Regions from separate parts of the Homo sapiens genome. Here region 1 is linked to region 2. Evidence: chromatin loops called from intact Hi-C (ENCODE). Cell type or tissue: psoas muscle. All regions are shown on one strand. Links, peaks and the distances in the headings refer to the core of each region. The heading gives the core; the rest is flanking DNA.

Region 1 (7,579 bases), core at 1,261-6,260, 590 kb after region 2:
CAGGTTCAAGTGATTCTTCTGCCTCAGCCTCCAGAGTAGCTGGGATTACAAGTACATGCCACGTTGCCTGGCTAATTTTTACATTTTTAATAAAGATGGGGTTTCACCATGTTGGCCAGACTGGTCTCAAACTCCTCACCTCAGGTGATCCACCTACCTCGGCCTCCCAAACTGCTGGGATTACAGGCGTGAGCCACTGCATCCGTGAAGGCCTTCTTTGTGACATACAAGGTGCCAAGTGCTTTACAGAGCTTAACTCACAAGATTAGTCTCAGAGGTAGCTCTACTAAGAACCCAAGGATCAGAGAAGTACACCGCTTTATTCAAAATCACCAGCTGCACAGTAGCATGGCCTGGCTTTAAACTCAGAGCCATCCGACTCCTGAACTGTACTCCTCCCATCTCCTCTGGTTCTTTAGGTTGCTTTAAAGTCTTTAGCTTGGCTATGTCTGGAAACATTAAAATACTACTTAAATGAAAGCTTTAGGTCACTAATTCTGCTAGGGCCTGGCTTGAGACAGGAATGGGTACAATGTGTTTCATCAAGACCCAAGATTCCAGCCAAACTCTGAAACCACTGTTAACTATTCCGAACTGAACAATGCTGCTGTGTCACTACTTCAGCCTTCCTGGCTAAAGAGACTTTCATAAAAAGCTGTCGGTGCTTGATGTCAACACAGGAAGAGCATGAGATTGGGCCATTTCAGGAAACAACCACACCTCTACAATGGCTGTGGGTTGCCTGGGTACTGCCTTGCTAGAGTAAGTTCGTAAGTCAATAACATGGATGTCATGTTACTGTGCCCCTAGACATCAAACTTGTCTGGGAGATTCTCTCCAGGCTACAAACATAGTCAGAGTTACTTATGGCCAGGCAGCCAGCCAAACTGGTAGAATAGTACAAAGCCAAGCGAAGCTCAAGGCGGGGTAGCCTAGTAGCTTAAGTATGGCCTTCCAGCCAGAGACTCCTGAGCAGCCGGAAAGCTTCTTACTCAGGGTAGGGAGTGCTTGACAATTCTGTATTACAAGCCCAATGGGTCCTAAACAACCAGAACACAACAGCGGGAGAAAGACAAAGAAAACATGTACACCGTGGCTAGCAAAACCAGATCTACTCATATTAAATCCTAACAATCTCAATTTATAGGCCTCAGTTTGGGCTGAGTTTCAGAAAGGTTTGTAAGGCCCGTGCTTATTCATAAGTCCTCACAAGTACTAGAATTTCCAGGCTTTCCTCTTTAGCACCCTTAAGGTAATTTCCTCAAGGAAATTGTTCATAATCAACCATTTTTATCAGGTGCAAATTACGTACAAGATACTAGGCAGATACTGTGGGGAAACAAAATGTATTAGTCATGGCTTCTTTGCCCCAAAGCTTACTTACTATCTAGTTGAGGAGATAAATATGTCTATACATGGAAATATCACAGGGCAGTGCTGACAAGCGTAACCTGACTAGCAGAGACTAGAGACACCACGGGAAAGATGGCTTCTGGCTGGGGTGATTACCTACTGTGTGCTACGCATTGGCCTTGGTGCTGCATGTGTGCATGCAACACGCTCCTATCTGAAATGGTGAGCCCTGTGTTAGACCAAGGTGGCGTTTGGAATAGCACAGTCAAGATGGGATGGGGAAAAAGTGAGATGCGTTTCTTTAGTTGAGTCAGTCAGCTTATGCAGAAGGAATGAGAGTTCCTAGCCTAGCAATGGATACTTCAGACACTGTTTCCCATTTCTACAAAGGGACCTTATTAGGGTTTATTAGGTGACAAAATGGGGTGGAAAAAAGGAGCACATAATTAGAAGGGACTAATTAAAATACCTTCCTCTCTGGATACTGGAGATGGAATGAAAAATGATTAGTATTGATAAGAGGTGGTAGAGTGGCAAGGAAGAATTTGGGAATTAGAGGACAGAGGAGTGCTCTGCATGCTTGTCATTAATGGGTTCTGTAGCTGCAGACACATTTCTCACCTTGCCTATTCCTCATCTGACTAGAAATTCTCTAAGACCCCATCTAGCCCTCCAAAGTCTACCCTTTCCATCACTGATGTAATTTACATCCCTCTATTTAAATTTGCCTATGTAAAAGCTATTTTTTCAACTAATAGTTCCCAGAAGGCAACATTAGCTCTTAACTACCCATGTGCATCCGGGACAAGGGAAAAAATGCACAATCTCTGAAACCAGAGAGCACTTGCAAATGTTCAGTGATAACTTTTAATGAATGACCAGACTGAGTAACAGCCTTTTTGCTACCAGTTTCTCCTTCAAATATTTATACATGAAACCAGGGAATTAGGATCAAGAAGTGAAAAGTGAGCAGTAAGCACAGCAAAACAAGCCAGAAGAGAGAAAAAGATCTGTGAGGGATGGCAGTTTCCATTTCAGGGTAATTTTTGGATGAAGATAAAATTCATAGATGTTCAGAACATAGTGTCTTGGGAACAACAGGAGTCCAAAGAAGGCTGGATTGGTTTAAACTCAGAACGAGGCCTTCAGAATGCTAAGCACAGCCCTTCCTCCATCCTCTGCTGAAAGCAGAAGTGCCCCTGGTCACTTAGGGTGCCCTGATCCCTCAGCAAGTCCAAAAGAATGGTTCAGAGTTAACTTTATTTTACTCTTCCCAGGGTACCCAACAAGAATTAAGGCCCAACAAGAAAAAAATTTAAAGCACAAAATACAGAAATACCCCAAATTTGCATGTGCATGTAGTCCAGGAAAGAAAAAGCAAAAGGCTGAAGCTAAAAATGCTAGACTCACCTGCAATCCTCCCCTCCCATCTTTCCACTCCATACAAGATCATGTGGCCAAACACAGGATGAAGGTGGGGGCAGGGCCTTCCTTGTCTTTATGAGTTTATAATATGTGACCAGCAAACACGAAACCAGCAAGAAACCCTGGGATTTATGGCATGGACTATGGAATAACCCTGGACTTTCAGTTTCTGTTTTCTGAAAATTGCTCTAAGTCAGCTGAGTCAACTGCCTATCTTCATGTGAGTGTGACTGATCAGATAGAACTTGGTAAGTCAACATGTCCACAGAGCAAGTGCTGCCTTGGGTACTCAGTAAAAGCCTGAAAATTTTTTTCCTGATAGTTTTTATAATTAGCAGAATCATAATTTTGAGTCTGTCTTTGTGAACAGAAATGGCTCTTTAAATGGCTTGGATGGAGCCCTGAGACAGGGTGGATGGTGGCTGAAGGGACTGAAGAGGTAGCCAGGCCTCCCATGTAGCCATGTAAGCAAACGCAAAGGGCTCAGCAGGCCTCTCTCTCACCTCTGGGAGCCACACAAAGGGATACTGGGCAGCCTTGCGAGATCTTGCTCCAAAGCCATGGCTGCACATAGCAACACAAGTGACAATGATGATGGGGGTGGTAACAATGGCAGCACTAACACTTACTGAGTACTTACTAAGTGTCAGGCATCCTCACACAACCTTCTGATGTTTTCCCTATTTTATAAATGAGGAAACCGAGACACAGAGCTGTAATTTACCCAATGTTATGTAAACTAATAGGAAGTTGAGTCAGGATTTGAATCCAAGCCTCCAGGACACTCATACTTTGGGAACACAGGGGAAGCTATGGAACTAATTTAAAAAGATCAATAGAATTGCAGGGACACTGTTGTCATGGAGGGGAAAGTTGGAGGAGGAAAAGGACTACGAAAGTCACCTGATTTGCCTACAAGGACGTCAAATGGAAGACCCTAGTGAAGGTGGTTTTCTTGGAGGAGTGACAGCCGAAGCCCAATGGTAAATTGTCTCTGCACCGGTAACAGGCATAAGAATTGAGTTGCAAGTGAGGCAATGATGAAGACTAGTCTTCAGAATTTGGTTGAAAAGTAAGAAGTAGGCCAGGTGCAGTGGCTCATGCCTGTAATCCCAGCACCCTGGGAGGCTGAGGTGGGAGGATCACTAGGGCTCAGGTGTTGGGGACCAGCCTAGAAAACACAGCAAGACACTTGGGCTCTATAAAAAAATCAAAAGATTAGCTGGGCATGGTGGTACACGAATGTGGTCCCAGCTACTTGGGAGGCAAAGGTGGGAGGATCTCTTGAGCCCATGGGGCTGAAGCTGCAGTGAGACAGGCTTGTGCCAACACACTCCAGCCTGAAAAAAAAGAGTGAGACCCTGTATAAAAAAAAAAAAGTGAAAAATGGTAGTTTGTAATAGCAGGATAGCAGCATTGAAGGAAGGTTATTTTTCTTTCTATTTTAAAGACAGGTGAGAACTAAACAGGCTTCTAGCAGAAACACATTGAAAGGAAAAGCCTCAAGATGCAAGCGAGCTTGAGAGAACTGACCTAACCATCTGGTCTGGAGGGCAGAAGTGGAAGGTTAGGTGGGGGATGTCAGCTTCCCACAGTACACTGCTGGCTTCATTACCTCTTGGCAGCCCAGAAGGATAAAAGCAAAATGAATAATGTAGAAGGGACCCAGGGTGTGGCAGAGGGTCTGCCAGGTTCCTGTCCCTCCTACTGTTTATGCTGCAGCTACGTGTCCATTTGCATTCCCTCCCAAGGCAGTAAGCAGACAGAGGGAAGGCCAACCCTCTCAAGCAGAGGCACCCACTGTCAGACCTCTGCTTTTGAACAGCATCCACCCACCCCACACATCACAGCAAGAACTGACTACATATGTCACAAAAGGCCTCAGACCCAAAAGACTTGGATTCTAAATAGAACCGTTTAAGGCCCCAAATGACTCCTGAAGTTGTTAGCACTGATGCTTCAGACGAAGTCCAAGGTTATTAAATCTCATTTAAAGCAATGGTTCTCAAAAATTTTCAATGTAAGGCAAGAGTTCCAAATATTTCTGGAGTTATAAATTTTATCACAGTAACTTGGATTTCTGTAAAACTTCAAGTTGTTTTAGAAAGTGGGTGGGGAGAGGTGAGGAAAAGAATAGTAGTGCTAGATTGTTAACATTAGGAACACCACTGCCCTTCCCTAGGGTCCCAATGCTGACGTGAGAAACAATAATCTTAACTCTACTGAACACTTTTCCTCTTCAGTGCCCAAAACAGATGCCAGTGGGCTGATGTTACAGCTGTCTTGTTCCCCTAAGAACCAAAATGCCATATCTGGAGGGATGAAAAAAGAGGTACTGCTGGACTCAACAACTGACATCTGTTTTATTTTGTACTAGTTATTTTAGAGAAAATGAAACCATTTATTTTCTGAAACCTGTGTAAGCTTTTACACATATGAAGGTAAAGGGAGGGCCCAGGGCTAAACTGGTGTACATTTCCATGTGAATAAGCCATCTTTTGAAAACCAAAACGAAAGAATATGCACAATAAATTTGGATCCACATTAAACTAGTTCATTCAAAAATGGAACCCCATCAATGCCAGCAAAGGAGGCTGGAAGGTTGTAAGGCCAGAGTCAGCACAGACCCATGGCTCCTTGAAGGCTTCCTGCTGCCAGGGCCTCCCCAGCCACAGGACCATTTTGCTGATTACCAGGGTAAGGCAGAGCTATCAGCCCTCAAGCAGCTTAATTAAAGCCAGGAGTAAGACATTTGTGTAAGGGGTCAAAACAATCATTTTTTAAATCTTGCATTCTTTTTTCTTGTGCACTTGGTAGCTTGAAATGAAGGTGTGGCATTTCTGCATCAAACTTTGACGATGAAGGACAGGAGTACACAATTTCCAAAAGAGGAAATAGAGCTAGTAAATAAACATGTGGAAAAGCAATTAATTTCACAAGTAATAAATAGAATACAAAATTACTAACTTTTGTTTACTGAATTAGTTACCCTCTTCCAAAAAAAAAAATTCCAGTGATAATGAAACTGGTACTCTCAAAACACTACCAAAAGACTACTCTTTAGAATTTGCTTGAAAAAAAGAAAGAAATGGAAGAAAGAGGATATAAAAACAATCCTCTTGGAAAGCATTTTGGCAACACACGGAAAAAGGTCAGATGCTCGCACCCCTCAACCCAGAAATCCAACTTCTTGGAGTCTATGGAAATGGCTACATATACAGAGATGTCCATATTATAATTATAAATTTTAAATTTTAAAAATTGAATGCAACCCCAATTGCCCAAAAGAAACATGCCTAATGACTAAACATGAGCACACTGTATGACCTAGCGAAAAAATATATTATGTAAAAGCAGCAAGCTATAAATAGTACTTTCCCTGTGGGGAGCATGTAGATGAAGAGACCAGGAAGGAATACACAAATTGATAACACTATATTTCCTTGCTTGTTAGACTCCATCAATAAATCCATGGATTGAACAATAGCAGCTTTTGGGGAGAAAAAAAGGAGGCAGGTTTCTTTTCACATCCACTTTAAGATGATGTCTAATTTTAGTCACATTAAATGGGGCAGGGGGGGTACGGAGAGTCTATTTTTGGATTATACTATCTGATCTGATAGTCACTAGCCACATGTGGCTAATAAACACTTGAAATGTGAGTACTCTGAATTGAGATGTGCTGTTAAGTTGAATTTAAAGACTTGGTGAATAAATAATTTTAAATATATTGATTACATGTTGAGATCATACTTACTTTTGAATATTAGGCTAAATAAATTATATTATTCAAATTTTCACCTGTTTAACTTTTTAATTGGTTCTACTCGAAAATTTAATTGTATTTAAGTTATATTTAAAATGCAATTGTGACTCATGCTAAATTTCTGTTGGGCAGCATTTGTCATAGCCAAAGGGAAGGCTGTAGTTGTGTTAGAGGAAGGAGGGATTCATGTTTTTTCTTCTTCCCATTTTTCTAAAGTTTTTGCAATTTTGTTGGAGAAAACAAAAATGCTAAAGGCAAGGCCTAGTAATCAATCTCTATCCTTCCGAATCTCAAGATGCGAAAAATGTTAGGTGAAGAGCTCTCTAGTACTCTTGGGGGAGTGAGACCTCTCTCATTCTGTATGACAGTCTCCCAGAAGGAATAATTAGATTTCTGCCCTACAGGAGCATACCATTTAATTAGGTGATAAGTTAATCACAGAAATTAGGGAGACTGAGGAGAGGTCCCACAAAAGGCCACAGAGGTTCAAGGGAGAGTTCTAAGGGAGGGGCAGTATTTGATATTGGCCTCTAAGGCAAGGAGCTGGAGACTGAGGGAAGGGGGGAACTCAGGAAATAGAGGACAGGCTGCAGGTAGGCCTTGTGAGCAGGGCTCATCAATATGGAACCCCCAAGTCACCTGGGCAGTGTGGCTGGGGTTGGACCTTGAGAAAAGCAAAGCACTCAGATAAGCTGAGAATGAAATTCCTGGGCAAACAGAAGAGGGGTTGATATGGTTTGGCTGTGTCCCTACCCAAATCTCATCTTGAATTTAACTCCCACAATTCCCATGTGTCGGGGGAGGAACCTAGTGAGCAGTAATTGAATCATGGGGGTTGGTCTTTCCCATGTTGTTCTTGTGATAGGGAATAAATTTCGTGAGAGCTGATGGTTTTAAAAACAGCAGTTTCCCTGCACAAGTTCTCTTCGCCTGCTGCCATCCATGTAAAACGTGACTTGCTTCTCCTTGCCTTCCACCATGATTGTGAGGCCTCCCCAGCCATATGTAACTGTAAGTCATTAAACCTCTTTCTTT
Region 2 (7,579 bases), core at 806-5,805:
AACTCTTACCATTTATCCAAACTCTGCCCTGAGGCACTTGCTGTCTTATCCAACCAACCATGTACAACTCTACCTCCACCCTTTAGCTATATACAAGGATTTCCTGTGTCAAAGAATAATGAGTGGGCCTGGCACGGTGGCTCACACCTGTAATCCCAGCACTATGGGAGGCCGAGGCTGGTGCATGACCTGAGGTCAGGAGTTCCAGACCAGCCTGACCAAGATGGTGAAACCCTGTCTCTGCTAAAAACACAAAATTAGCTGGGTATGGTGGTGCATGCCTGTAATCCCAAGCTACTTGGGAGGCTAAGGCAGGAGAATCGCTTGAACCCAGGCAGCAGAGATTGCAGTGAGCCGAGATCACGCCATTGCACTCCAGCCTGGGCAACAAGGGTGAAACTCCATCTTAAAAAAAAATTAAATTAAAAAAATAATAATAATGAGTAGGCAAACAGGGAAGAATATAGAGGAGAAAAATTATCTTAATAAGAACAATAGAATTTGAATTGAAGAAGGCTAGGAAATATATCTTAACTAGCCTAAAATACAAAAAATCAATGTTAATACTTGTGTTCTTCCAATGAGATGATATTTTTGAGGGCAGTACAAATTTCAATAGTTGCTTAAGTGAATTGGTAGAAAAAAGTTTAAGATTAGACAAAGTTCTGACCCCAAAGAACATACATTTGTTTTAATTACTCCCAATACAATTGATCTTATCAAGTTAGATGTGCTCTCAACACACATCAGTCTTAACCATAGGAGCCTTTACTCACTTGTTTAAGGCAGAAACTCAACTGCCTTACACAATATCCAGTAGCTTTCTTCATTCAATCCTCAAGAAAAACTTACCACTTTGTAATTTACCTAAACTGTTTACCTAGAGAAAACCTTTGTGTCCTTAGAATTAGCTGGATTACTCTTTGAGCTCCCTCCTGATTGGACGCTGATGCTGTTGAATGTGTCAGGAAACGTCCTCAGAAGTGGAGGGAGCTCAAGAGTTTTGTAAGTGGTTAAATTCTAAGGCTCACAAACCAAATTTTTTAGATGTATTCAAATGCCCGTGAAGCTTAGAATTTAACAAGAGGGCAAAAAAAGATGAGTCTGTTTTATTATCCTTGACTATGCGGGGTTTGAAATTTAAACATTTCAGAAACAATTTAGATCTATCCTTTGTGGTGAAGCTTAACCAGCTATTTCCCAGGTATATAGAGCCGGGGAATCTGTTATTTCTTTCATCAACTTTAATTTTCCTGGGGTTTTAGCTTTGTAAGTGTCACCATTATAAAAGAGAGTTAAGTTGATTTATAGAGGAAAAGCTAACATCATGGATCTTAAATGTAGTTATAGAACACTGAATGTATCCACTTTGCTGGTTTTATGGATCAGGAAAAAAGTGAAAACTGTGCCACTGAAAAATTACTTTTTCAGTGATTTTTAGAAAATTAAAATCAACCCAGGAAGCCCCAAAAATCCTGACGCTGAGGGTAGAAACATGATTTATATTTTATCATCATTCTCTTTCAACTCATGTAAACCTCTGGTCATAAAATCTCAAATTACTTTTTAAGGTGTCTAAGAAAACACTCTAGACCAAGTTAACAACCCTGGGGTTTTTAGTCAATGCAGTTCTAGCTCAGTCTCTGTCTCTGCATGCTTATTTATCTATGTGTGTATATCTTACTGTTTCTTAAATATTTTTTAATGTCTCTCTGACTCTTCTCCCTTTAACTGTTTTTTTTATTAAAAATGAGATATACCACATCTGTAATCCCAGCACTTTGGGAGGCCAAGGCGGGCAGATGACGAGGTCAGGAGATCGAGACCATCCTGGCTAACACGGTGAAACCCCGTCTCTACTAAAAAAATACAAAAAAATTAGCTGGGCGTGGTGGCGGGCGCCTGTAGTCCCAGCTGCTCAGGAGGCTGAGGCAGGAGAATGGCGTGAACCCGGGAGGCGGAGCTTGCAGTCAGCCGAGATCGCGCCACTGCGCCCCAGCCTGGGCGACACAGAGAGACTCTGTCTCAAAAAAAAAAAGAGGTATACTCAATGTTAAAAAGTAAAGAGAAGCCATGTAGGTAAGATGTTGTGGAGCTAGTAGTTAAAAAATAAAACTACTCATGATTTGGTATATCTTAAAATAAATTTTTATACATTATAACATATGTATAACATACAGTTATGCATTAAAGTAACTATTAATTTCCTATATGGAAGAAAATATTTAAAAATAATCCTGGTAGGAGTGAATTCATGTGAAATGTAGGCAGAAGTGATAGTTTAGAATATGCTTTAAAACAGATTTCATTTACTTTATATTCAATTTGATTTTACTGATTCTATAACTGGAAAAACTTAGAATTCTATAAATAACTATTTAAGGTTTCCATATTTCTACATTGATTTCTGATTTCTAAATTGTTATTTCGTTTGTGAAAAGTTCACAGTAGTAATTGAATGTTACATTTTAATAGCCACATATTAATATGTCTTATGAGAAGATCTAATATATACAACCTTAAAACCATGGATAAGCTGTGAAGAAAAAAAGTCAATGAAACTTGAGGAGGAAAATAATTTATGAATTAAAAATGCCACGCAAATTTTCTTTTTCAGAATTGGTATAAAAATTCTGAAAGAGAAGCTGCTACTCAACTAGGATAGTATCCACATTTTCTTGTGTGAGCTCTGACTCTAAGGCACAAGGCAAGTCTAAGTGTTCTTGTGACAAGCGAGAACTTTTCAGGGAGACATCAGACCAGCTGTCACAGTATGGCTGAAATCTCTGGGCCAATGCATTACCAAACCTTTGGCATCGGTTATATCTGTAAGATTTACCTTTGTGTGTATACATGTGTTCCAACAATTGGCTCTTTCGAGGGAATTTATGACCACAGATGGTACAGCTCATTTTTCTTTTCCTTGAAAAAGAAAAATTACAGTTTAATTCTACTGGCTCTGTGTCTTTGGAGATCAAAGATACTTGACTGATCTGCAAAGGCTCTGTGGTACCCCGGTTGGTGTGGTCTGGCTGCTGTTCATTCTCCTTAACAATGAAGGAGCTGAGCCTGCGGCATTCAAGGGCCTCGCTGTTTTCATTAAGGGGATGCACTTCACCAAGGTCATTACTTTCCAGAATGGAAGCAGGGACACCGAATGGCAGGGATCCAGACACATGTGTATGGAGATGTTGCCTTAGGTTACTACGGGAATCAAAACGTTCCCCACAGTAATGGCATAAGTGTATTTTGACACTGTTTTCAGTAAAAGTGGGGCCTGTCACCTCTGATGAGGGTGAGGGGTGGCTCTGGGAGATCACAGATTCTGGGTCACATCTCTCCTGCTTGATGGAAACTGGGGGCTTCTGGTGCTCCTCCAGGGCCTGGGTGGCAGGACAGGCCCTCTGCTGGTCTGCAGTGCCATCATCCAGACCAATAGCAAGAGACAACTGCAACTGGGGGTGGTCACCCTGGACAGCAGCTCTGTTTCCACTGTTACTGGAAGGAGCTTCTTTGACCTCCAGTCCTTGTTTGACAACTGTTTTTTGGGTTGTTGAGATCTGAATGCCATATAAATTTGAGGACTGCACAGTCTCTGGTGAGAACACTTGATTCATTTCAGTTGCAATGTGAGAAAGGTAGTCGGCGTGAAGAAATCGAATCCCTTCCTCCAAACGACTATGATCCACAATCTGTTTTGGCCCTTTCCCCGTGTACATAATGTGCAACAAATAGCTGAATATGTCAGGTTGGATGTCAGTTGGTTGTATTTTTATGCATTCACTGTTAAAAACAAAAACAGACCCACAAGAAATGAAACACAACCTAGCTGGCCTTTCAGTTAACAGTATAGTCTGAGACTAAAGCAATTTCTTCCTAAGAAGTTCGAACCTAGCAATCTGCCTTAATAAAACATGGCAACAAAGGCTTAAACTTTCATTTTATACCAACTTTATGGCCTAGCAAAAAGTCTTCATGTATTCAATCTACTGCCTAAAGTTAGGAAACACAGACATACATTCTGAATAGTTCAACATTAATCAAGTGACTCCTAAGTGATATGCACTATACTAGATGCCAGCGGTAGAAAACTGATGAATAAAATAGGTACCTGCTCTTAAGGAATTTAACAGTCTATCAAGTAAACGATCAAAAGAACTAAAAACAGGGACTCAAACAGATACCTGTATGCCAATGTTCACTGCAACATTACTTACAGTAGCCAAAAGGTAGAAAGAAGCTGAGTGTTCACCAAAAGATGAGTGGATAAACACAAGATGGCTTACACACACAATGGAATATTATTCAACCATAAAAAGAAGGAAGTTCTGATACATGCTACAACATGGAGAACCCAGAAAATATCATGCTAAGTAAAATAAGCCAGACACAAAAGGACAAGTATTATATAAAATATCTAGAATAGGCAAATTCATAGAGATAGAAAGTAAATTAGCGGTTTCTGGGGGTTGAGAGGGTGAGATGGGGAGTTATTGCTTAATGGGTACAAAGTTTCTGTTTGGGGTGATAAAAAAGTTTTGGAAATAGACAGTGGTAATGGTTGTACAACATTGCGAATGTGATTATCACCACTGCATTGTATAATTAAAAATGGTTAAAATGGCAAATTTTATATGTTTATAGCCACAATAAAGATATCTTAAAACTTCTGAAAGAACCTATTGAAATCAGCAGGGTGCGGTGGCTCACGCCTGTAATTCCAGCACTTTGGGAGGCCGAGGCAGGTGGATCATCTGAGGTCAGGAGTTCAAGAGGAGCCTAACCAACATGGTGAAACCCTGTCTCTACTAAAATTACAAAAAATTAGCCGGGTGTGGTGGCGCACACCTGTGGTCCTAGCTACTAGGGAGACTGAAGCAAGAGAATTGCTTGAACCTGGGAGGCGGAGGTTGCAGTGAGCTGAGATCATGCCACTGCACTTCAGCCTGGGCACCACTGCACTCCAGCCTGGGTGACAGAGCTAGACTCCGTCTCAAAAAAAATAAAAATAAAAAATAAAAAAAACAAAAGTGTTATATGAAACAAAAATTAACAGCTTAGTGACTAAAAGCATAGACATAGCTTCAGACAAATCTGCATCTAACTTATTAGCTGTATAATCCTGCATGGGCATGTTACTTAACTCAGTCTCAGTTTTCTTTTTCCTGAAATAGGGACAGCAGTAGAATTTACATTATAGGGCAAATACTTAGTGCTTGGGTATGGGATAAGCCTTCAATAAATTTTAGCTATTCTTTCCTTTTTCTTTTTTTTTTTTTGAGACAGAGTCTCGCTCTGTCACCCAGGCTGGAATGCAGTGGCGCGATCTCGGCTCACTGCAACCTTCACCTCATAGGTACACGCAATTCTCCTCCCTCAGCCTCCCGAGTAGCTGGGACTACAGGCGCCCACCACCATGCCTGGCTAATTTTTGTATTTTTAGTAGAGACGGGGTTTCACCATATTGGCCAGGCTGGTCTCGAACTCCTGACCTTGTGATCCGCCCACCTTGGCCTCCCAAAGTGCTGGGATTACAGGCGTGAGCCATGGCGCCCAGCCAATTTTAGCTATTCTTATTTTCATTCTTATTTTCCATTATGGATCCTACACACTGAGTTTAATTACTAATGTATAAAAAATTATTATAATTTGGCCAGGCATGGTGGCTCATGCCTGTAATCCCAGCACTTTGGGAGGCTGAGGCAGGCGGATCACCTGAGGTCAGGAGTTTGAGATCAGCCTGGCCAACATGGTGAAACCCTGCCTCTACTAAAAATACAAAAATTAACCGGGCGTGGTGGCAGGCGCCTGTAATCCCAGGTACTCGGGAGGCTGAGGCAGGAGAATCGCTTGTACCTGGGAGGCAGAGGTTGCAGTGAGCCGACACTGAACCATTGCACTCCAGCCTGGGTGACAGAGCAAGACTCTGTCGCCAAAAAAAAAAAAAAAAAAAAAAAAAAAAAAAAAAAATTATAATTTTACTTCTTAGTGTGACTCCGTAACAAAGAATTTCCAAAATGATACTATAATAAAGCTTATATAAATCACAATATTAAAAATTCTTATTTACAAAAACACATCCTTACCTTGTTTGGTGAATAAATATCATCTTGAAATAGTTAGAAAAAGCAGCAAGCACTGCTCTGTGGGCTTTGAAGTAAACATCTCCAATTGCAACTGTGCAATCACACAGAAAACCAAATTCTCGCTGCATGTTCAGCTGCTGGAGAAGAACAAGGCTATGGCTGGCAGTGTCCATTGTGGTTCTGAAAAAAAGGACAAGATAAATGTAGATAGGTGTGTATGTATATACGCATTATTTTTTATTAATACAAAATTGTCTACAGTTCACACAAACCTACAGAGTAACAAGGAGATCTAAATTTAAATGAAATTATTCAAGTTTTCAATCCTATTACTTTCACTGCAAACACGGCTAACACTAAATTCCTCCATTATGACAACTGATATAAACTCTGCTGAACCATAAAATATGACCCTTTTTCATCTGGTAAGAAGATAGCTTGGTATGAGTGACACATGAAGACAGACCTGTCCTTTTCCATCTATGTGAACACAATGTTTCTAATCTTGTTTCCTCATTAGAAAAATGAAAATGAGATACTGATTCCTGCCTCAGAGTTAAATAACTTATGTGAAAATCATGTTGTAATGGAAACTGCTATTCGATGTTAGCTATAAATGTTAATAACATAACACGGTATCCTGGCTGAGCTAGAGATGTCACTCCTCCTCAGGGATCCTCTGGTGCTCAGGGGATACTGGCTTCCCAACTCTCATCAAATGTTTGGGGGACTTATCATCACAGTAGCTCAGGAACTCTTAAAATAGATGTCAAGCCACATCCCCAATTTACTTGTGGCCCAAGAGCCTCCTGAGAAAGAACTTAAGCTGGCGCAGTGGCTCATGCCTGTAATCCCAGCACCTTGGGAGGATGAGGCAGGAGGGTTGCTTGAGCCCAGGTATTGGAGACCAACCTGAGCAATATAGTGAAACGTCATCTCCACAAAAAATAAAACAATTAGCTAGGTATGGTGGCATGCACCTGTACTCCCAACTACTTGAGGGGCTGAGGCAGGAGGATCACTTAAGACTGGGAGGTCAAGGCTGCAGTGAGCTGTGATCACACCACTGCACTCCAGCCTGGGCAACAGTGAGACTCTGTCTCAAAAACACACACACACACACAAAAGAAAGAACTGATCTCAACTGGATTCAGACGCATATTATAATGTAGGTTCCCAAAGGAAGTAAAAGGCAAGGTGGAACAACTGCGGGGAAGCCTATATGAGGAAGAACATGCAGAATTCTGGCCAAGAAGCCGAGTATAAGCAGCAAAAACATTCAGAAGTGCCCTGGTTTCAGGCAGGTGGCAGACTGTACATCATCTTCTCTACCCTACTGTGGAGAGAGCCCTGGTACTTTAGGCAGAAGGTAGCTGTAGTATAAAGGGCATCATTGGGTGGCCAGGAGAACATCCTTTGAAAGAGCAGACACTGAAAAAGAGAATGAGGTTTCCACACCAGCCAGCCAGACCAAGGTCTAAGGAGGTCAGTGA

What was found. Peaks named below come from ENCODE experiments on the same cell type or tissue, not always from the same donor. Only the 100,000 strongest peaks of a DNase experiment are listed, where the experiment ranks them.
Region 1: a loop joins it to region 2, with 8 times the contacts of the local background. A loop is called at or near these places in 1 of 110 quality-filtered maps.

What each region holds. Positions count from the first base shown.
Region 1 is chr14:65,078,622-65,086,200 of GRCh38, forward strand. All of the region lies in intron 3 of MAX (MYC associated factor X), which reads right to left. Among named protein-coding and RNA genes, the nearest start is that of MAX-AS1, 7.5 kb to the right of the region's middle. In psoas muscle, for the core only: no CTCF peak of the experiment used is centred there; no DNase peak of the experiment used is centred there; H3K4me3 peaks cover 457 bases; H3K27ac peaks cover 2,524 bases.
Region 2 is chr14:64,484,275-64,491,853 of GRCh38, forward strand. It overlaps ZBTB25 (zinc finger and BTB domain containing 25), which reads right to left. Exons shown (of 3, transcript NM_006977.5): 2 at 6,087-6,266; 3 at 1-3,783. The coding sequence starts at 6,259. The coding sequence ends at 2,649. Among named protein-coding and RNA genes, the nearest start is that of ZBTB25, 16 kb to the right of the region's middle. In psoas muscle, for the core only: no CTCF peak of the experiment used is centred there; no DNase peak of the experiment used is centred there.